Regions from separate parts of the Mus musculus genome. Here region 2 is linked to region 1. Evidence: chromatin loops called from intact Hi-C (ENCODE). Cell type or tissue: gastrocnemius. All regions are shown on one strand. Each heading gives the region's core, and the rest is flanking DNA. Links, peaks and the distances in the headings are about the cores only. Region 1 overlaps Npc2 (NPC intracellular cholesterol transporter 2). Region 2 overlaps Vrtn (vertebrae development associated).

Region 1 (11,584 bases), core at 1,482-9,481:
AGAAGGCAAGAGGTCAAGGTATTAATGTATCCTTAGCTCAGCTCCTGGCCTGTCTCCAAGTTGTCAGAACCCTGTGACCTTCCTACATGGCAAGTTCCTTCTTCTGCTGGTACCAGGGCTCAGCTTTTCCCTTCTTCCAGTGGGGAATTCCAATTTCTTGGGGTACATTGTTTTCATAGCCTGATAGTCAGAGGGAGGCACGCGGTGGTAATAATACTTTCATCCCTTCTGCTTATCTTGCAGTGTAGGGGCTAGAGAAATGAACTTCTTTTTAATCTTCCATGGCATCTGAAGGATTACCTGCCACTGCTGTGCTAGACTGTGGTATTTAAAACTCAATGACAGAAGTCAGTGGTCCTGGGAGAGAGATAAGGTTATCTGTCCCAGTAGCCTGATTCCCTTGATGGAGAGCAAGGAAAGATACCAGCTTCCTTCATCACGTGACAGGGCTAGGTATTGAATGTGACTCATAGGGATGGAGACCCCATAGTTCGGGACCACCTGATCTTCTGGAGTCACCATTCCAGCATTTGATGATGTATTTGACGACTTGACTTAGAATTCACAAACGCATAGCTGCCTTCCACCTGACTCCCTGTCTTCCTAGGCACTCAGTCCCAGAACAGCACGGCCTTGGTCCACGGCATCCTGGAAGGGATCCGGGTCCCCTTCCCTATTCCTGAGCCTGACGGTTGTAAGAGTGGAATCAACTGCCCCATCCAGAAAGACAAGGTCTACAGCTACCTGAATAAGCTTCCGGTGAAGAATGAATACCCCTCTGTAAGTGACACCGTGGCTGAGGGCACCAGGCCCGCCCCGGGGCTGGGAGTGAGATGCAGAGACTGGGGCAAAGAGCTGGTGGTGGAGCTGGGAAGGCCTAAGGGAGAGGAGATGAGTTGAGGGACCCAAGGGTGCCATTTTTATAGCCCTAGCCCTCACCGCCTCCCTGTGTAGTGGCGATATTATTTCTGACTTACAAGCGAAGAATTTTAAGCTTCTGGTATTACATAATACAGAGTCCAAGTCCACTCTACCAAGAAGTCTTAGCACCTAGATTTAGAGGTAAGACTCCTAAGTCCAAAGCCTGTGCAGCGATTTTAGCCAGGTAACAAATAGTTAAAGGTAGAAACTGCCTTGGCAGCATCTTCAGGATCCTGGTTTCTCCTCCATATTCTTAAGGAGAGAGCAGGACCACTTAGCAGCAGCACTTGGGTGTCTCAGTGGAGCTGGGCGCCCCTCCAAGCCGACTTTACATACTCGCTAGCCACAGGTGCTGGAGTGGTGTCCCCTAGGTAGGGATTGTGATAAAAATAAAGGACATAAAGCAAGTGCTCCCCCCCCCCATTAAAAAAGGGGGTTACTTCATTGTTTTGTTCTAGAATTGTTTGTGTTCAGAAAAAAATCTCACTTGGTAGCCCAGGTTGGCTGGCTTTGAACTCCAGGCAGTCCTCCTGCCTCAACCTCGAAAATTCTGGAATTACAGACATATGTCATTAATCTTCACAGGTGTTACTTTTTTTTTTTTTTTTAAGGAAGCCAAGTAGAACCCAGATGTAATTTGTTTCTAGAAAGAGAAGTAGAAGACTAAAATATCAGTAGTCTTTAAGACAGTGGTTCTCAACCCCTTTGGGGCCTAAACGACCCTTTAACGAGGGTCACCTAAGAAACACAGATATTAACATTATGATTCTTGACAGCAGCAAAATTACAGTTATGAAGTAGCAACGAAAATAAATTTTTGGTTGGGGTCACCACAACATGAGGAACTGTGTTAAAGGGTCACAGCATCAGGAAGGTTGGGAACCTCTAGTTTAAGGGTTGTTGGAGACCCTAAAGATTTATAGGTGGCAGCGTCAGTATGCAGAGATCTGTCAGAGCCTGATTCACGGTAGGTACTTTGTATTTAGTTTGAAAAGTTTAAACTGTTAGTTTAAAAAAACAGTAACGCCGGGTGTGGTGGCACACAAGTCTTGCAATCAAAGCCAGGTTTTCAAGAATGTAGATGTTATTGTCCCTCAAGTGTTACATTGTGAAGACAGTTTGAGGGACAAAGGTGTCTGTAACTAATGATGGGCAGCCCCTTCCCTGAGTGCTCAGGTTAGAGAGGAACCATGAATAAAGAGCTACTTGATTAGAATTAGAAGTGGGGGCTGGAGAGATGGTTCAGTGGTTAGGAGCACTTGATGCTCTTCTAGGGGACCAGTTAGTTCCCAGATGCCTATGGCCCCTCACAGCTCTCTATAACTCCAGTTCTAGGGGCTTCAATGCCCTCTACTGGTCTACTAGGACACTGCGTGCACATGGTGCTCTTATATACTTTCTGACAAAACACTCATACTCACAACTGGTCCTAGTGGCTCATTACATCTTTAAAACAACAAACAAACAAACAACCCTGTTGATGAACACCTTTAATCCCAGCTCTCAGCAGGCGGATCTCTGAGTTCAGTGCTAGCCAGCAATACATAGTGAGATTGTCTAAAAAAAAAACAAAAAAACCCTACAAAATTAGAAGGGACAATGGCTCACACTTCCAACACATAGAAAGCTCAGGCAGGAGGATCACTATGGGTTGAAGGCCAGCCTCAGCTATCTAGTGTATTCTGGAGGTCCAGGCTAGCCTGGGATGAAGAAGTGAGACTATGTCTTAAGAAACAAAGTACAAACAACAACACAGCTCATAGCTTCAACATGAAGAGTCAAGGTGGCGATCTCAAATGAGAGATGAGCAGAAATCATCTTAAGACCTGTGCACGGTGGTGCTGTAATCCTGGCGCTCAAAAAGGCGGGGCAGGAACATCACTGTGCGTTCCAAACAGCCTGGGTTGTGTGATAAGTTCCAAGCCAGTCTAGGCTTTGATGTGAGAACCTGCGTTAGAAGAAACAAAGCAAGATGGGGAGAGGAGGGAGGAGTGGGGGCTGGGGAGGGGGACGACACAGTTTAAGGAGGTGAAGTGAAGTTCTTTTGCTTCACAGGGTGGTGACCCTTGACATTATTCAGTTAAACATGTCTTTGGACCACGGGTTCTCAACCCTTCCAATGGTTTGACCCTTTAATACAGTTCCTCATGTTGTGGTGACCCCCAACCAGAAAGTTATTTTTGTTGCTAATTCATAACTGTACTTTTGCTACTGCTATGAATCGTAATGTAAGTGTTTGTGTTTCCCCGTGGTTTTGGGAGACCCCTGTGAAAGGGTCATACAGCTCCCCAAGGGGTCATGACCCACAAGCTGAGGACCAACCTTGTGCTTGGCCATCTCCATTTCTAGCTAACAAGAAAGTTTCCTTACAGCAAGGAATCTTATGAGACTCTGTTTATACGCCTCTGATCTAAGAATGAAACCTGGGAATGTGCACCTATAATCTCGGCACTCAGGAGGCAGAGGCCGGAGGACCAGAAGTTTGGAGCCAGTCTGAGCTACATAGCAAGTTCTAGGTCAGCTAAAGCTGTGTGACAAAAACTCTGTTTCAACAAAGGGAGGGAGGGAAGAAAAATAGGAAAGAAAAGAGAAGGATTTTAGAATTACGTTTGATAATCAGGTATGGTGATCCACCTATAATCCCAGTAGTCAAGGGACTGAAGTAAGGGGGTTACCACAAATTTAAGGCCATACTACATAGTAAATTCAAAGCTAATCTAGCTAGCTAACAAGACTGTATCTTCTAAAAAGAAAACAGAGCCGGGCGATGGTGGCGCAGGCCTTTAATCCGAGCACTCGGGAGGCAGAGGCAGGCGGATTTCTGAGTTTGAGGCCAGCCTGGTCTACAAAGTGAGTTCCAGGACAGCCAGGGCTATACAGAGAAACCCTGTCTCGGGAAAAAAAAAAAAAAGCACTAGCTGTTCTTACAGAAGACCCAGGGTTCAATTCCCAGCCCCAAGAGGCAGCTCACAACCATCTCCAGTGCCAGGGAGCTTGGTTCCCTTCTCTGCCCTCTGTGGGTATCAGGGACACAAGTGGGGCACATACACACACATTCAGACAAATGTTCATACACATAAAAAATGTTTTTGTTTTTTTTTTTAATGTAAGCAGGAAAGAAGGGGGAAAGAAATAGCACACTTAGAAGACTACGTTCATAAACTGGACTAGGTTGGAGGATACCGTTGACTAACAGGGCTCACTCTTCTGAGCTTAAGATCACAGGTAGTGGGCTACCCTAATCTGGCTTCAAGGTGATAGATAGGACTTAAAAAGAACCGGAATTGAAAGTGCACGCTTAAGCCAATTATGGATAAAAATCAAGGTTCCAGTTTCATTTTTTCCAATTCTTTTTCTCTTTTCCAGATAAAACTGGTGGTGGAATGGAAACTTGAAGATGACAAAAAGAATAATCTCTTCTGCTGGGAGATCCCAGTTCAGATCACAAGCTAGGCTCCTTGGCGCCTGTGTCTGTGTGGGCTGAGAGGCCATGGACGGAGTGGGGGGGAAGAAACAGAAATCAGACCCGAAATGGAATCAGTGCCATATGATGAACAGAATTTCAAGAATGCTGTTTTATGCCTTTTAACCTCCAAAGCAGTAACTGCAAGCCTACTACTCTTGAGAGCGCGCTCAGAGCCATTGTCCCCCGAGATAGCCTCTGGGGAGGCTTCGGGAGGGAAAGGGGAAACTGGAAAGATTAGATTGGTGTCCATGGCTGTTTGCTGTTGGATTACAGGCAGGTTCCACCAGACAGGATGGGACGGGGTTGCTTAGGGATGTCAGATAACTTGACCCAGGGCTATGGATCCACTGTGAAGGATGGCTTCCCAGAGTCTTCTGGCTGCCTGGGGGTGTTACCTCCCCTGTTTCTAAGTGCCTCCTGAGTCCCCAGCCCCTGGCTTATCAGTCAGATGAGTCTCCTTGGTAGCCTCTGCCCCATCGCTTCAGCAGTAGCGACTAGCTCTCCTCGGTATCCAGACTGGCTGAGGGGCAGTCTGCCGCAGAAATTTGTCTCTGAGTGGCTGTGTCTTTGTGGTTAGCTCTCGTTCTTTGGTAGTTTTCATTAAAGCCAATACTTGGTTGCAGGTGCTTGGTTTTGTTTTTTAACGGTATTTGTCTGTATCCTCTCTCTGCATGTAAGATTGAGCCTCCCCATAAATTCTAACTTGCCACTCCTGCGTGTGTGTTCAGTCTGTGGTTGCCTACTTCTTCCAGATGGCAGCCTCCTAGGTCCATAGCAGGCAGCCACCCAGTTCCGAAGCTCTAGAGAAGATGTGACTCACAGGACTCACGGGCACCGCCTCTTTCCTCGTTTTTATTTATACCAGCTAGACTTTATCCATAGAAAGTGGCCTTGTTCTGCATTGCTGTCAGTGTGCCTGAAGCAGCAACCACCACCTAGCACCACTTGAGGAGGCGTGGTGACGGGGACACTACGCGCCCTCATGGGGAAGCCTAGAAAGGAGAGGGAGGAAGAGGCTGTGGCTCTATGGAGGCAGGAGGGATGTGAGTTCCAGGCCAGTCCGAGTGGCAGCATAGTGAGATCCATTTAAATAAAGAAGTAGGCCCAAGCCGACAAGGGGCAGAAGGGTCGTGAGTTCCACACCAGCCTGGACTTAACCACTCTGCCGTCCCACCCTTCCCTGACTCAATTTCAGTTCTAGAAGGCAACAGAGGCATGAAGACTGCTGCAAGTTGGAGACCAACCCCGTCTACAAAATGAGCTCAAGGCCAGCCTGAGCTAAAGGAGACCTAGTCTCAGATGGGGAGAGAGAACATCATAGCAGATAACAGTTCCCTTTACTATATCTCAAGATGACTGACAGGTATGGTCATGGATCATAGTTTTTGGTAGGGAATGCACACGCTGTTTTTGAGATGAGGTCTGACGTATCTCAGGCTGGCTTTGAACTAGCCATGTATCGGAGAACCTTGACTTTCTGAGCCTCCTGCTTCTACCTCAAGTGCTGAGATTGCCAGTGTAGGCCCCCATTCATAAAATCCGAATAGCATAGGACTGGAGGCTTGCGGGTTTTTTTTTACCTGTGAGTTTCCCAGGCAAACCACCAGGGGGCAGCAATGGGTCAATAATGAAGTTCTTACCGGTGACCTGTTCACCCACTGTACAGAGGTCTTTTGTGTATCCTTTCACCCTGAGCCCACCCTATCTTCCCATATGAGTCAGAATCATGTGAACTCCAAAAGTAGTTACCTGCTGAGGTCGTTGCTTCCAGCTGCCCGTGGTTAAATTTTGGCTCCTCCAGTTATTCAGCTGTGAATGTGAGCTGTAAGTGATTCCATCTCTCCGTGCTTCAATTTGGATTTTCCTAATCCATTGACCAGGGACAATGGTAGCGCCATGTGAAGTGAAATGAGGCATGTAAAACACGAGTCAGGGCGTGCGGTATACACGCTGTCGGTGTGAGCCATTGTGCTAGGCTGCTCTTTTTGTCTAGAAATAGGAAAATCCGGAGGCTCAATCTCATGTGTAATGTGTCTCAGAAAAACATAGCTATCGTCTGTGTGGGAGCTTGCTGAGGGGCCAGGAGAAACTCACTTCTGTGTTTGCTGACTCCCTTTTCCCAACAGATTCTTCTTGCCTTTTTAGCTCTGCAACTAACAGCTCTCAAACCCGAAAAAATGGGGGGTGGGAGGAGGAAGCTCTGTTAGTGCCCTTGTGTCCTCATCAGAACAGGAGGTGACCCAACAGCTTAGGACTGTTTGCTTACGGGCCACTGGGAGGCTCAGTGGAGCCTGCAGTTGTGAGATAGGTAGTCTCCCATGGGAGGATTAGTTTGAAAGGTCATCCCTACAAGAAAGTTCACAGTCATTAACACAGAAGCCTTGAATCCTAAGCATACAAAGGGCCCCGTGTTTTCTACTGCCTGTCTCTGTGCAAACCTTGAGTCTTAGACCCACTCTTCCCTTACAGGAATCTGAGGCAGGTAAATCTCAAGATCCCCAATGCTATGGTCTGATCTTCATACTAATAAAAATCAAGGGGTGGAATCATTTCAGATCCTGGATGCCTGATTTTGAAGGAAGTTGTGTGTGTGTGTGTGTGTGTGTGTGTGTGTGTATGTGTGTGTGTGTGTTAAAAAACAGGGCTGGAGATGAGGCTTAAAGGATAAAAGGTCTCCCCAGAACCCACTAACAAAGCGAGATGTGGGGCTGAAGAGATGGCTCAGTGGTTAAGTACATTGGCTGCTCTTCCAGAGGACTGGGGTTCAGTTTTCAGCACCCACATGGTGGCTCATAGCTCCCTGTAACTGCACTTCCAGGGGGTCAGACACCCTCTTCGGGCATGGCATACACATGATACACGGACTTATTTGGGACTGGGGAGCCATGAATCGAGGGTAGGAACTGTGGCAAAGCAAAAGTGGGGTAAAGGTGTGTCCAAACCCCAGAAATCTGATCCTGAGATTGGCAGGAGTAAGGTCTCTGCACCCCCACGTCCCCCCACCCTCACCCCTGCTCTGAGCCTTCCTGTCCTGGAGCATGAAGCTTGGGACACACACACACACACACACACACACACACACACACCGCCTTTGCCCCCTGGAGGAGGCTACACAGCCAAGTAGCCAGGTCAAGCTTCCTCTCCCTTATAAGGTCATGTCCATCGGTACCTGGAATTCCTCCTTATGCAAATGAGACCCCAGCACCCTGCCCCAGGCCAATGATGTACATTCACTCCAAAAGCCCCTACCCACGCCCCAAAGGTTGCGTAGCAGCCTTTGTTCCCCCATTGGAGCTGTCTCCCAAGAGTCTGTTCTTGCTGCACTCATAACTGCCTGATCTGAAGCCACTCTGGTCACCCAAGGTGGACAGAGACGCGGAGCCTGAACAGCAGCAGACTTACATGCAGGCGAAACACCCATAGGCCTAAAAGAAATAAAATTGGGGGGGGGGGTGAAATCTGGATGCATCAGCTTGCCTGCTGTATGGGGTGGCAAACAAATTCCTGTCTTAAACTTGGACTGACATCCAAGGTTGTCACTGCCATACAAGGAAAATGACAAACTGATATCCTCATCAAATGCACACTAATAAGTAATTATCTGAGCCTGGCAGCAAATGCCCATGGTCCCAGCACTAGGCCGTAAAGGCTGGAGGATAAATTTAAGGTCATCCTTGGCTACAGCAAGTTCAAGGCCAGACTAGGCTACCTGAGATCTTGTCTAAGGAGGGAAGGTGGGAAGGAAAGAAGAAAGAAATATGACACGATTCACAGATAAAGCAGAGTTATTCCTGAGAATGCCCCAGGCATAGGAAAGGACTAAGTGGGTAAGGTCAATTAAAGAAATACAGTCGTGGATAACCATTTTCTTTAGAGAATCCAAGAACAGTGCCCCCACAGTGGGTTGGTTTAGGGACAAAGTTGTGGTACCTAGGAGCAACACTGCCACAGAGTCAGTAGGGTGTTATTCAGAATAAGCGCTTCCTCCAGAGAAGCCCTGAGGGCTTGCTGAAAGGCCAGGATGATCAGTGGTGTGTGTTGGGAATGTGGATGGATATTGCGGTGTGATTCAAGGTAGAAAGTGGCTGTGGGTCCCCCAAATATCGACTGGAAGCTTTGAGAGGAGTCCTCTCCAGAGGAGCCCCGGGCCTAACCTTCAGCTTATAAACTGAATCCGATTCACTTACAGCTGTCAGTTGACTAGCAACTAGATGGTCTGAGTGTTCGTTGCTATGGAAACAGCTAAAAGGCCCATTGCCATAGGAACCTACCATGTTCTCCAGACCAGGGATTTGGTTGCTGAAAAGACCCGGAGGAACCAAGGAGCTTGCATAAGTGAGGGTCCCACCAGAGAATGAATGACACATGTGAGAGGCCAGAGCTTCCGCTGTCCCTGATCTGTCTGCTCGTTGCCCTCAGTGGTCACAGAGCACACACAAGTACTTGTCCCCATGGACAGTGAAGGCATAGATTCTGGAGCAGGCTTGGCATGCCAGCATTACCATCCTCCTCTCCAGGGTCTCTGAGAGGAAAAATATCGTGCTCTCTCTGGCAGGCCCCTCTCCACAAACCATATGCCCCAGCAAAGCAGCCAGCAGGTGAAGGGATTAGCTTAACTCTGACTGCCAGAGGGTCAGGCCACTAAGGAAGTTGGCAGGCAAAACAGATGGCTGCTGGTCTTGAATGCGGCAGAGAAACTGGGTGTACCAGATCAGAAAGCGGGAGGGCAGGCCAGCTGCGGCAGTCTGTTCTCAGTGTGAGAGAAACACACCACGCTGCTTCCTGCACCCCATGCATCCCCGTTCCTCTGCCAGGCAGATCAAAGTATAAAAGTCATGATTTGATGAGGGATCCTCAGCGTATCTGAGCAATGAATGGTCACGAGATTCTTGTGTTTCCCAACCAAGGGAAGTGACTCTCAAGTCACTGGTTAGTGGCAAAGGGAGAACAAAGAGAAAGTTCCTTAGTGGCTGTGTCATTAACCACTGTAAATTGTCAGTGTCATTAACTCTGCTGTAAATGTAGAGACTGAACGGATCCAACTAGGTCCCTCCAGGTCTCTGTGAGCATGAACCACTGGGATTCTAAGGGGATGTTTGGGCATAATGGACAGACAGAGATCATGGACTTGTAAGGACAACATAAACTTTAGGAATCCAGAGAGGGTTTGGGACGGAGGCTGGGGCTAAGCAGACATTTGAGAGCCCACCTCCCGGAGGTTTAGTTCAGAGGACTCATGAGATGTGATGTTGATTCTTTCTCCTATTCTGTCCGTCTGCTGGAGTTTTGTTGGTCTCAATCCCTCCCAGTAGGCTTTACAGCCTGGGAAGCCGAGCACCAGAGAGACAGATGCCCCCAGAACCTCTGGGGGAGGATGTCACTTTGAGAAGTAGTCGTTACTTACAGTTTGACTTTTAGTTGGGTTTGCAGCTCCCTACCTCCTTTGCAGTTCGTTGACTTTGGATCCTTCACAGGGCCTCTGTGTCCTCAGCTGTCACAGAGTGAGAGAATCCTCACAGCCTTTCAAAGGAGTTCTATTGGCATTAGTATCGCTATCCTTGGTGAGGAAGGAAGGTTGCAGCCATGGGAGCTGACAGGGGCCTGGAGTCACAGATAGGGGATTTGAGTAAATGCCTAGAACTCAGTGATCAGCAGTTTTTCTTCCCTCTTTATTTTTTGAGACCGTGTCTCATATAGTCCCGGCAGTGCTTGTACTCTGTGTAGTTGAGGGTGACCCGGAACTTCTGATCCTCCTGTCTCTCCCTCCCAGATTCTGAGATTACAGGTATACACCACCATGCCTAGCACTCAGGGACACTTATTTATATAAGTGTCTTTATGGGGGACGAGTGCCATTTTTTTTTTAATTTGAATAGGACCATTTAACACTCTAGTACCCTGGTCTCCAAAAGTGACAGAAAGAGGAGCAGTAGCTGGCTTGGTTTCGTTTTTTTGTGAAGGACACTGGAGTGCCCTATCCCAGGTAGGCAGTTCCAGAGAAAGGTTGGAGCTCACACCTTCTGGAAGTCAGCTGTCATAAGCCTCTGGGACTGGCTGCTGATGTAGCCTCACGTCCAGCTGACCTATGAAACACTCCCTGGCCATAACCTCCCTCCTCTTCAGGCTGTATCTTTGGCACACAAAGCCTCCGGTCCCTTTGGCTTCTGTCTAGGGTGCGGTGAGGCCTTTGGCTCCATAGCTATAAGTCATGTCATGTCTGTGCGAGGGCGACAGGAAGCACATCTGGCTCGTGCAGCTGTCTCCCTGTGGTGTACTCAGTGTCGGCAGCCTGCGGTGGCCGCCGCAGATTCCCACCAGACTTGCCAAGGTGTGACTCAGTGGGAACAACGCCCAGAGAGCTCTGGAGCATCTCCTAGAACAGTAGTTCTAACCTTCCGAGTGCCGTGACCCTTTAATACAGTTCCTCATGTTGCCGTGACCCCAACCATAAAATTATTTTCATTGTCCCTTCATAACTGTCACTTTGCTCTGCTATGAATTGGTAATTTAAATATCTGATATGCAACCCCTGTGAAAGGATCATTTGGCCCCCAAAGGGGTCATGACCCCACGGGTTGAAATCCACTGTCCTAGACTATGGAAGCCCAGGACTATCTGTCCGCTTTCTAGGTGACTGACACAGAAAGCCTAAGCTTAGGAAATTCACCAGAGGAAGATAAAAGCCTCTGGTCTGGCCCATTGGCTGTGAGGTCTTGTGTCAACCATTTAACCTTTTAGTTAGATGCCTCGCAGAGCTATTGTCCGGACAAAACAAAGGACGCTTGTGCACATGTAGTTTGAAAACCAGAGTGCTGAGAACTCAGTCCCTGGGGCTGTCCTACTTGGGTCCTGTTGGTTAGAGGAGCTAGCTGAGCTCATACACAGAAACCCAAAAGCCGCACAGGAAGAACAATGACCTAGATTCAATCACAAAGAAAGATATTGGAGGGCTGGAGAGGTGACCTGGTCATTAAGAGTTGTGTACTGCTCTTGAAGAGGACTTGGGTACAGCTCAGGACTGGAGCTGACCTGTCACCTGTCACATTTTAAAAATGATTTTTTTTGGTTCGGTGGTGCTGAACACTGAACCCAGGCTCTGGGGGCACCGGCAAGTATCTGTCAGGGAGTTAGGTCTTCCTTTAGCTGGACTCAGGATCTTGTTAAGTTGCCCAGGCTACCCTAGAACTTTCAATGTAG
Region 2 (11,584 bases), core at 2,287-10,286, 100 kb after region 1:
CCAAAGGACCTGGCCTTTAATACCAGCTCCGTGAGTTCAAGGCCAGCCCAGTCTACATAGCAAGTTCCAAGACAGCCATAGCTACATAATAGATCCTGTCTCAAACAAACCAAGAGGATCCAGGTTGGACTCTCAGCACTCATATGGTGCTGACAGCCGCCCCCCCCTGTAAATCCAGTTCCAGGGGATCTCACGCTGCCTTCTTCTTCCAGCCTTCCATGAACATGGTGCACATTCCCTCATGTGAAACCATCACGCACATAAACACACCAACGGCCCACATGGATACGCTCTGAAGACTGACAGTTTGAATGGTTTAGAGCCTCTAAGTCCTGCAGCTAAATGGCTCTATGACGATCTCACCCTCGCAGGGTTTCCCACCAGCTCCTGTATTATCAGTTCCTTCCTTCCTCAGTTTCCTCACACAGCACTGTTTGTGGGTTTTGGGGTTTTTTTGTTTTTGTTTTTGTTTTTGTTTTTAAAGATTTATTTATTTATTATATGTAAGTACACTGTAGCTGTCTTCAGACACACCAGAAGAGGGCGTCAGTTCTTGTTACGGATGGTTGTGAGCCACCATGTGGTTGCTGGGACTTGAACTCCGGACCTTTGGAAGAGCAGTCGGGTACTCTTACCCACTGAGCCATCTCACCAGCCTGTGGGTTTTGTTTTTAATGCTGGGTAAGCACTCTACCACTGAGGTGCAGCCCAGCCCTTGCAGGTTGCTTTTCAGTTTTTATTTTATGATTACAGATGTTTTGTCTTCATGTATGTCTGTGCATTGCTTGCATGCTGGCAGGGGCCATAAGAGGATGTCGGAGCCTCTGGAACCGGAGTTACAGATGGTGGTGAGCTGCTTTGTGGATGCTGAGAATCAAACCCAGGTCCTCTGGAAGAGCAGCCAGTGCTCTTAATCCCATAGCCATCTCTCCAGCCTCCCTTCCCCAGCCCTTACTAAGCCTTTGGAAACCTATCCCAGTCCACAGCAGAGGGAGGCTTATTTTTATATACCTGCCGTGAGTCCTGGCACCACTCATGGAAGATGGTCTTTCATCTTTGTGCAGTTAGCTCCTGTCAAAACTTCAAGTCAGTTTCTCCTTTATATTTTTATTTCTGGGACTTATCATTAAATATTTTTTAAAAATTATTTATTTTTATTTTAAATGCATTGATGTTTTGCCTGCACATGAGTCTGTGTGACGGTGTCAGACCTGGAGTTACAGACAGTTGTGAGCTGCCATGTGGGTGCTAGGAATTGAACCTTGGTCCTCTGAAAAAAGCAATCGGTGCTTTTAACCACTGAGCCACCTCTCTCAAAACCACATCTTTTGTGTATTAATAGGGGGCACAAATGCAGTGGTCCGAGAATAACTTGGCAGAGTCCATTCTCTCTCTCCAGCTTTTGATGGGTTCTGGGGAATGAAACCTAGGTGGGTAGGTTTGTAGGGCAAGTGCCTTTACTTCCTCACTGAGCCATTTCAGTTATGAGTAGCTGTGATGGCTCGGGCCTTTAATCTCAGCATTTGGCAGAAAGAAGCAGGTGAATCTCTGTGAGGATGGGGCCAGCCTGGTCTACATAGCAAGTTCCAGGACAGCCTGGTCTACATAGCAAGTTCCAGGACAGCCAAGTCTAACATAGAAAGACCCTATATGGGGAAAAAAAAAACAAAAAACAAAAAACAAAAAACCACCAAGCCATTTCATTGGGCCTGTTTTTGAGACAGGGCCTCATCGATTGGAGGTTGGCCTCATATTTGCAGTATAGCTGAAGATGACCTTGAACTCCTAACCCTCCTGCCTCTACTACCTGAGTCCTGGAGCTGTAGTAGGACACCACCACATCCAGCTTATTCAGAAAAGGAGATCAAACCCAGAGCCTCGTGAATGCTAAGCTAGCACCCCACCGGTGAACTGAGCTACCTGCCTGGTGCCCTAACACTATCAGGAGGCGTGGCCTTGTTAGAAGAAATGCCTAATGGGGTGGGCTTTGAAGTCTCAGAGCCTCAAGCCAGGCTACTTACTGCCTCACTGTCTCTTCCTGCTCCTTTATGGATCTAGGTGTAGAGCTCTCAGCTGCCTCTCCAGCACCATGTCTGCTTGCATACCGCCATGCTTCCCACCATGATGACAAGGGACTATACGCCAGCCCCAGTCAAATGTTTTCCTTTATAATCATTGCTGTGGTCACGGTGTCTCTTCCCAGCAATACAACCCTAGCTAAGACGGTGACCCTAGCTGTAATGAACGAAATGGTTAATAACCCACAAATAGCAGCCTCCTTCCTGTCCTCAGGGAGCTGAGCTCTGCAGATCAGTGCAAACCCACTGCACTTGCCATGCCCCCAATTCTGACTTCTGCCCAAATCAGGAAACCTAGACATTACCAACATTCGCAAGCCACAGAAGATGGGGGCCCAACTCCCAGCCAGGTTGGCTCTGGGGCTTGGAGACCATTGCTTTCTTTCCAGGGTCTCGCTCATGACCCCCACAGTTTGACTTTTCTTCCTCCCAGCCCCCGCCCCAATACCAAGGACCAATGTCTGGAATTGCAGTTGAGGCACTGTGGAAGACCTCGGTGTGTGGCCTTGCCACCCTCTGCGACTCCAGTGGGCACCCCTAGACAGAAAGCGATGATTTTCTGAGTCAGCATCTCCTGCTGGGTTTCCTAGCTGCCTTCTGAGCCCCCAGCACTCTCTGCTCAGCACAGAGGCACTGGCGAGTTAAGCGGATTTCATGCTATTTTCAAAGTCATCTTCCGTGGAAAAATTTTTTACACCATTAAACCTACTTTCTGCTGCTCTTCATTTCCCTAAAAGCCCCACTCTTCTTCCATGAGGTAAATAGCAATTGGAACACTTAGGAACCTGCTAGAAACATCCTGTAGGTAACCCTGATGTGGGTAGCTGGGGAGAAGGTTCCAGTGAGAAGTAGGGCAGACAGCCCACGACTGTAGCAGGCTCTCTGCATGCGCTAAGCCTTGCTTCTTGGCTTCCTGATCCCTCCTAAAGACTTCTATGCCAGAGCTGTCCCTCAGATTAGCAGCCTGCTAAGGACTCAGCAAACTGAAGTCAATCTTTTGAGGAGTCTGAGCTTAGTCCTCTACCACTGAACAACACACTCCAGTGCCCCCCTCCCCCACTGCCTCCTAAGCAATTTCAGATTGGATGGTCAGGATGAGCCCAGATGCCATGCAAAGCCAGCATGAGCTTCCTGGTGCACCCCACTCTGTGTGGACCGCCAACCACAGCAGCCTCGCTGCCAACAGAAGCCTTGGAGAAGTCGAAGCCCAGTGACTCTCCTTAGCATCTGGCTATCAGACTTCCCCGGGCGAGAATGTAGATTTCCCAGCTCCTTCCGAAGTGAGACTGGCCTGCACCTCAGTCACAGATGATAGAACCTGGCAGGATGGCCGGGGGCCACAGGCGTGACCTGGTACGAGGGCTTTGCTCAGTGGAGAGGGCAGGGATGGACTAAGGGAAGGATTCTCTGTGACAGACCAGCAGCCTGCAGTCTTGCAAAGCCCGAGATGTTCCCACAGATCTGATGTCGTGGAGAAGTGGAATATGCTGGGTTAACTGCGCCAGCTTACAGCTGGATGCTATAGAAAGCAGGTTACCCAGAGAAGAGTTAGTGGGGCCTGGGAGAGTGAACCCTGAGTGGCTGCAGGTGAGGTTAAAACACTACTGAGGGCTATTTGGGAAGTAAGGTGGAGGACGGTGGCTCAGTAAGGGGACTTGCTGTTAGACTGGAGGACCTGAGTCTGACCCCTCACTCACCCGGGAGCCCGAGAACCACCATTAATCCAGGGGCACTTGAGTACTCCATAGAAACGAACTCCCGAGAAAGGCTTTCTTGGTTTTGTTTGTTTGTTGCTTGTTTTTTGAGATGGGGTATCCTCGTCTTTGTAGCCCAGGCTGGCCTCCTCCTCAGCTTCCCATAGACTGAGATTACAGTCACATCCCACCACACCCGGCTCATTCTCAAGGAACATTCAGCATCAAATCAGGTGTCACTATAGCCGAAATGATTTCCATAAAAAAAAAAAGTGAGAGATTCCCTCAGTGGGAACTGCGGAAATAAAAGGGAAAACTAATGTTTCTTTAGCCTGGTTTTTAATTTTTTTAAAGATTACACTTGTCTATCGTTTGTTTACTAGTTAGTGTGTTTGTAGGTGTGTGCCACAGTGTGCATGTAGAGACCAGAAGACAACTTGCAGGAGTCAGTTCTATCCATCTGCTGGGTCTCAGGGATCAGACTCAGGCCCTCCAGTTTAACAGCAAGTCCCCTTACTGAGCCATTTCATATGACCGAGGGTGAGAGTTAATTCAGACAGGGCCTCAGTACATAGCTCTGACTGGCCTACAACTTGAAGGTTGGCCTCAAACCCAGATCCCCCTGCCGCTGCCTCCGGAGTGCTGGGGTTCATGATGTACATCACTACCACATCCAGCCTCCTAGAGTAAAACTTTTATATTTAAAATAGTCCTGCCGGGCAGGGGTGGTGCACGCCTTTAATCCCAGCACTTGGGAGGCAGAGGCAGGCAGATTTCTGAGTTCGAGGCCAGCCTGGTCTACAGAGTGAGTTCCAGGACAGCCAGGGCTATACAGAGAAACCCTGTCTCGAAAAACCAAAAAATTAAAATAAAATAAAATAAAATATTCTCTCTGGGTGACTGGAGAAGTGGCTCAACAGTTAAAAGCACTGCTAAGCCAGGCAATGGTGGTGCGCACATTTAATCCCAGCTCTTGGGAATCAGAGGCAGGCAGATCTCTGAGCTCAAGGTCAGGTGGTGTAAAGAGCAAGTTCCAGGAGAGCAAGGACTACACAGAGAAACCCTGTCTTGAAACAAAGAAAAAGAGCACGGGCTACTTTGCCAAAGGATGAGGCTTCATTTCTCAACATTTCATGACGGTTCACAACTGTCTAGAACTCTAGCCTAAGAGGATACACACCCTCTTCTGGCCTCTGCAGGGACCAGGCACACATGTGGTACACAAACACGCATGCAGACAAAAATGCCCAAACACATAAAATAATAAATTTAAATAAAATAAAACCTTCCCTTAGAGCCACACAGAATGTCACCAAGGGGATAAAACTAAATTCCCACATTGTTTTCCTCTTGGTACACCTTGCTGCGCTGGACTTTCTTCCCAGAGGTATCCACGGTAGAAAGTGGCATCAAAAGAACACAAATAGGGCTGGAGAGATGGCTCAGTGGTTAAGAGCACTGGCCACTCTTCCAGAGGTCCTGAGTTCAATTCCCAGCAACCACATGGGGGCTCACAACCACCTGTAATGAGATCCATATGCCCTCTTCTGGTGTGTCTGAAGACAGCGCTAGTGTACTCATAGACATGAAATAAATAATTCTTTAAAACACACACACAAGCCGGGTGGTGATGGTGCACACCTTTAATCCCAGCACTCGGGAGGCAGAGGCAGGTGGATTTCTGAGTTTGAGGCCAGCCTGGTCTACAGAGTGAGTTCCAGGAAAGCCAGGGCTATACAGAGAAACCCTGTCTTGGGAAAACAAACAAACAAACAAAAAAACACACACACACAATTTCAACAAGTGTCAACTTCAAAACCAGCATGAAACTGGGCATGGTGGCCCCCACCTTTACACCTTTAACCCCAGCACTCAGGGAGGCAGAGGCAGGCGGATCTCTGTGAGTTCGAGGCCAGCCTGGTATACAGAGCAAGTTCCAGGATAGGCAGAGCTACATAGTGAGACCTCAGCATGAAGCATCATTGACGAGTATGAACACAACTTAGGTTCCTTGGCCTTTGTAGGCAGATTATAAAGGAAACAACTCTTCTAAATAACAACAACACTGGACACCCACACCCACGCACACACATGCACACACACAATCATTTTTCAATGATACGAACACATCTTCCCCAACAGAAGCTAAAATTTCTGCTGCAGGTTTAGGGCTTCATGGTGATCTCGGATGTCATCATCTTCCCAGCTCAGGACCAGAGCATAGAACATGTTTTACTGGAGAGTAACCCTGAACAAGCCTCTCTTTAGGTATTAGCCCACCCTCCATTCAAGCAGAAATCAGACCGAGGGTCCACCATCACACTCACTCGCCTAAGCCTTACTATGGGAAGACGGGTGCCCACCACACCACCATGGGCACAACCGTGATCTTGCCTTCACATGGGAAAAAGGAGGCACACGAATATCTAAGGTGGGAATTGCTATCTGGATGAGACCCTGGAATCCACATTCCTGACACGTCCTCCCCCTAGGCAGTAGTCTGTAGATGTATTTTGTTTTTGCAGTACCAGAAACTGAACCCAGGGCATCACCCATAGTGGGCAAATGTTTATCCATTGAGCTCATCCAAACCCCCAGGATGGTTGCTAGGTCCCACTAAGAGACTCTGCTTCCCAGCCTAGGAAGGCATGTTCTGGTGCTGAGTATAAGGAACTGTACTTTCTGTCAGAGTTCTCAGGAGAGACCCTGGGACTCCCTCATGGCCCAAATGGAAAGGAATCGGAACCTAGCTCCCACCCAATGGTAGTGTCTCTCATTGTACTGGACTGCCACCTGCTGGCCAGAAGTTGCCACTGCAAGTTAGGTTGAAATCCCCTAGTCCGATTCCTTCACCCAAATTCTTACAGGTGCAGCGGAGACCCCAGACCAGAGCATAAGCATGTGAGCCCTATGGAAAGGGAGGGAAGCATACAGGAGAAAGAAAGGTCTGTGTGATGGGTACAACATGAGAATCAGAGAGAAGCTCAGCGGTAGGTAGGAGCTAGACTGGGTGAGCCTCACTACTTTGGAATTTGTGCTGAGGGCAATGGGAAAGCCAGCAGGGAATCCGATTCAGGGAAGAGGACTCAGGACCCTGTCAAGAAGCAGCAATAGATTGAGTAGAGGCAGAGTCGACTTGAATAATTCTTATCGAAGATAAGCTGCTGTTGGCACAGATTACAGGGTAGCTATGAAGACAGAGGGGGATATTGGCCTTTGAGGAATATTTAAGACCACTGTTGATTAGGTTTGCAGAACTGGAGCTCACAGGTTTAACACTAAGACAGAATTAAAGCATCGTCCCATTCTCTTTTCCATATCAGCACCTACTGTGTGCCTAAAATTAATCTATCATCTAAGGGTGCTGTAAGCAAAAGAAAAAAAAGAAAAAAACCCTGTTTTTCAAACAGTCTGCATGCAACCAAACAAGAAAGCAACAAATAGAAACAAGAACCTACTAGAGAATTCAAAAGGGTAACGTAATAGGGACTCAGAGGTCCGATGTTTGCTGCATAGACAACAGGGAAAAGCATTGGAATCGGCTATGGGAATGAACACCTGTTATCCCAGCCCCCAGGAGGCTGAAGCATGACCATCCTATGTTCATGGGCTACACACTAAAACCTGTGTTCAAAAGGAGAGAGAAGCCAGGCAGTGGTGGCGTACACCTTAGATCCCAGCACTCTGGTGGCAGAGACAGTTGGATCTGAGTTTGAGACCAGCCTGGTCTACAGAGCAAGTTCCGGGACTACCAGAGCTACACAGAGAAACCCCATCTCAAAGATGGTTTCTCTGACACAGAGAAAGTCAGGCTTCATGACTTTTGTGTTTTATAAAACCATAAGAAAAGGAGTACATTTGGTGAACGTGCAGTCAGGTGTTGGGGAAGGAGGTGCCTCTGTGGGCCAGTGCTGAGGCAACCTCCCCTCTAAGGGACAAGCCACAAGGTGGGATAGTATAGAGTTTATTCAGGGCATGAGGAGGGGAGTTGAGAGGGTAGTAGAGACAGAGAAAGGCAGAGAGAGAGGAGTAGAGGCTGGCCATGAGCACGTGAATGGGGAGGGGGGAGAGGAACTTAGAGAGCTGGTAAGGGGCTAGAGGACAGAGCAGGAGCAAGAGAGGAGGGGCCAAGCAGCCCCTTTTATAGTGAATCAGGCATGCCTGGCTGTTGCCAGATAACTGCGGGGCGGAGCCCAGACAATGATGCATAACTTTAATCCAGCACCCCCAAGGCAGAAGTAGGCAGATCTATCATCTAAGGGTGCTGTAAGCAAAAGATGTCAACCTGGTCTACACAGTTCCAGGCCAGCCAGAGCTGTGTAGTGAGACCCTGTATAAAATTAATTTTAAAAGGAAAGGGGAAAGATAAGAAAATGAGAGTACTAAACAAAGAGGGAGAAAGAACGGTGTCTTAGACCAAAGTAGCAAGTGTGTGTAATTCCTGAGCAGAAGGGACGTTCAGGGTCGGAGGCAGCCAATGTGGCTGAAGCATGGTGGGCAAGCACAGCAGAGGGAGAGTGAGGTGGGGCCACTTCACAGGGCCCTTTTGCTTTTGTTTCGTTTTGCAAGACAGGGGTTTCTCTGAACAGCCTTGGCTGTCCGGGAACTCTGTAAACCATGCTGATCTTGAACTCAGAGATCCACCTGCCTTTTTCTCCCATGCCCGGCCACACACAGCCCTTAAGAAAGAGACTCTGTGATTAAAAGGCAGCCGCAGACACATTTAAAGCAGGAAAGTGACAGGGTCCAATATCATCTAAATCCAGCTGGAGGCTGAGCCAAATGGAGGAGGCAAGGAGGGAGCTGTGAGGTGGGACAGCAGTCCAAGGTCAACCTAAAGTTAAAGGGGCCTGGGAATGTCACTTAGTGATGGACCATGTGACCAGTATACACAGGACCCTGGATTCCATGCCCCCAGCACCTCCTAGGCAACCAGACTTGGTGATGGAATAGACGTGGGATAAGCAAAAGGCAGAACTCGGGACCATAAAAATGTTGGCTACAGGGCTCAGCGGTTAAAAGCACTGACTGCTCTTCCAGAAGTCCTGAGTTCCAATTCCCAGCAACCACATGGTGGCTCACAACCATCCGATGCCCTCTTCTGGTGTGTCTAAAGACAGCTACAGTGCACTCATATAAATGAAATAAATCTTAAAAAAAAAAAAAAAAAAAAAAAAAAAAAAAGTCGGCTACAGGAAACCAAGACAGGAGACCAGACCTAAGCGCATCTCTCCCCCGTTGATGCTTCATCTCAATAGACAACGGCCGTTATCTGCACCTGGGCCTAGCCAGACCCGTAAGTTCAGAATAGAGTCCCACCAGGTAAACCCTGGTCCCAAGCATGTATTATCAGAAGACAGAAATGTTCTCCCAAGCCCCTTAAACTAAAGGGAGGCCTAGAACACAGTCCTATCTTAGCCAAACAAATCCCGGAGGCCACAGGCTGTGTGAGGACAAAATTTCACTTTATTTTCTTTGGGTTTCCAACTGTGTGGCTAGACAATGAAAAAAAAAAATCAATTCCCCACCAGCCTTGTAACCTTGTAGCTCCTTGCCCAAAATGTGCCTTGGCGTCTGAGGCGGCTCAGCAGGTCCCCAAGAGCAGCCAGGCTGGCAGACGCCTGACCTGAAGAGATCCCCCCCAGCCCCCAGCAGAGGAAGCAGGAAGCTCTCTTTGGGGTCTCCAGTGCCTAGGGGCCTTCCCTGGCTTAGAGATCACTGTCGTGTGTTCTGTGAAGCTCAGTCCTTCTCCACCGAGGGTTTGAGGAAGCAGCCACACAGCTGCCTCAGGCTCAGTCCCCATATTCCTTTGGAAGACATCTTTGAGGGGGGGAAAAAAAAGATACAACCCTTAAAAAGAAAAGGCACATATATTTATTCTGACAGGAAATAATGGTCACGCTGTGATACTTTCCTTGTGGGCCCAGGAAAAGCTGAAAGCAGCCATGTCACAATCATGACAGAGCTTTAACACTGACGAGGGGCGGAGGGGGTCCTGCCAACCCAAATTAATGGAAAAAGCAAAATGAAACACAACAAAAACCTATGACCCAGCCAACAACCAAAGAGACAACTGGCCCTCCTGTAGCTTTTGTCAGAGCGAGCGGCTGATTCCCACCCCTCCATCAAGACGTTACAAAAGGCAGAGCAAAGGACATCCTAGTCAGGAGGCAGCTCGGCTCCCCTTCTTCCCCTCCCATCAGCCATCAATCAGTGTGAGACCTTCATAGAGCGCCCGCTTCCACATGTAGTAGGTGGAGCGGGCAGTGAGGGGGAAGAGCGCCTGGAACTCCTTGTAGGAGGGGAAAGTCTTAGACTGGAACCGCTTCTGCAGGAACAGCTTGGCCTGGGCCTTGAACCTCGTGGTGGTAAGCATGTCCATCACCAGCACCTGCCCATCACTGCCCCCGGGTGCCTCCGCCAGAGTCTGGCTTGGCAACGATCCACTATGGGGTTGGCTCTGGGTCATAGCTGCCTCTTGAATGATGTTTCCCTCTCTGGAAGGCCCTCCTGGGACATCTTCTGGAGAAGTAGCCACTGGCAGTGTCTCCGCTGGAGGAACCACCATAGCCGGTACATTCTGATCAGCTTCCATAGCCTGTGGTTCAACTGGCTTCTGCCGTCCCTCGGGCTTCTGCCGTCCCTCGGGCTTCTGCTGTTCCTCGGGCTTCTGCCGTCCCTCGGGCTTCTGCCGTCCCTGAGGCTTCTGCCTCCTCTGGCTCAAAGAGGGAATCTGCATCCCGGGCGATCTCCGGGAAAGACTTTTCCATACCCAAAAAGTGGAAGGTAACAGACTAGGATAGCGGAGGCGGAAGCGACAGAAGGGTAGGTGCCCATTTAGCACCTGCTTGCGGGCAGCCCTGCGTAGTCGTCTCTGCCAACGAGATAAGGGCATCTTTGGGGATATGAGCCCCCGGGAAGTCAGAGGAGCCCCACTTCCTGCTTTTCCTGTCTCCTCCTCTCCCGCTTCTCTCTTCAAAGAGAAGGGGGTCTCTTTCCCAACATCTGTTGGCTGGAGAGACTCAGCAGTTTCAAAAGCTGCTTGGGACAACTTGAAACTGGGGGTCCTTCTGAGGGCTTTCCGCCTCCAGTTGTAGTAGGTAGACCTCGAGATGCCAGGGAACCTGCATTTGAAGCAGCGATATGGTACCAGTTTGTTCAGAGAGATGCAATACTCCAAGAAAGACTTGGCACGCTGCATTAAGATCATACTAGGAGGGCTCAACATCGCTGCTGCCAGTGAGGAGCACCCCACCTCCTCAGCAGCCTTTTTCCCCGGTGGCCTCTCCACCTCCGGCACAGCCAGTGCCTCCCTGGATGGAGTGGCCGGGCCCAGGGCCGAGTTGGCACCAGAGCCCAGCAACTCATGCTTCCAAGCATAGTAGGTAGAACGGGAGATCTCAGGGAATCTCTGCAGGAACTGCTGCAATGGCACAAAGCCCCCACGGTGGAAACTGTCCTGCAGGAAGTGCTTGGCAGAGAAGCGGGTGGCTACCTTTTGACGGTGCTCTTGGGTCTGCCGCCGCCAGCGGTAGAAGGTGCTCTTGGTGATGCTGATGCGGTCACAGAGGTGGGAGTAGCTGAGGCCAGGTTCACGGTTGAGCAGCTCCAGGGTTTTAGCGGGTGGTAGCAGAGGACCCAGGTTTGGAGGAACGGGGTTCAGGCTAGCAGTACAGTCAGCCTCCACCTCCTCCAGCCCAACAACAGGGGCAAAATACTGGTGACGGAAGAGGTGGCTAGTGAGGGGCTGACCAGCCCACATGATGTGCAGCATGGAGGTCACGTGGGTGGAGCAGCGAGGCATGATAACAC

The links. Peaks named below come from ENCODE experiments on the same cell type or tissue, not always from the same donor. Only the 100,000 strongest peaks of a DNase experiment are listed, where the experiment ranks them.
Region 2: it touches region 1 in a loop (12-fold over the local background); 34 of 42 quality-filtered maps call a loop at or near these places.

The regions. Positions count from the first base shown.
Region 1 is chr12:84,749,916-84,761,499 of GRCm38, reverse strand. It overlaps Npc2 (NPC intracellular cholesterol transporter 2), which reads left to right. Exons shown (of 4, transcript NM_023409.4): 3 at 608-780; 4 at 4,288-6,941. The coding sequence ends at 4,374. Among named protein-coding and RNA genes, the nearest start is that of Npc2, 17 kb to the left of the region's middle. In gastrocnemius, for the core only: CTCF peaks have their summits at 2,282 (motif pointing left) and 5,993 (motif pointing right); DNase peaks (open chromatin) are centred at 6,000 and 9,012.
Region 2 is chr12:84,649,088-84,660,671 of GRCm38, reverse strand. It overlaps Vrtn (vertebrae development associated), which reads right to left. Exons shown (of 2, transcript NM_001033776.2): 2 at 9,217-11,584. The coding sequence ends at 9,972. Among named protein-coding and RNA genes, the nearest start is that of Vrtn, 12 kb to the right of the region's middle. In gastrocnemius, for the core only: no CTCF peak of the experiment used is centred there; DNase peaks (open chromatin) are centred at 3,188, 6,564, 9,384 and 10,209.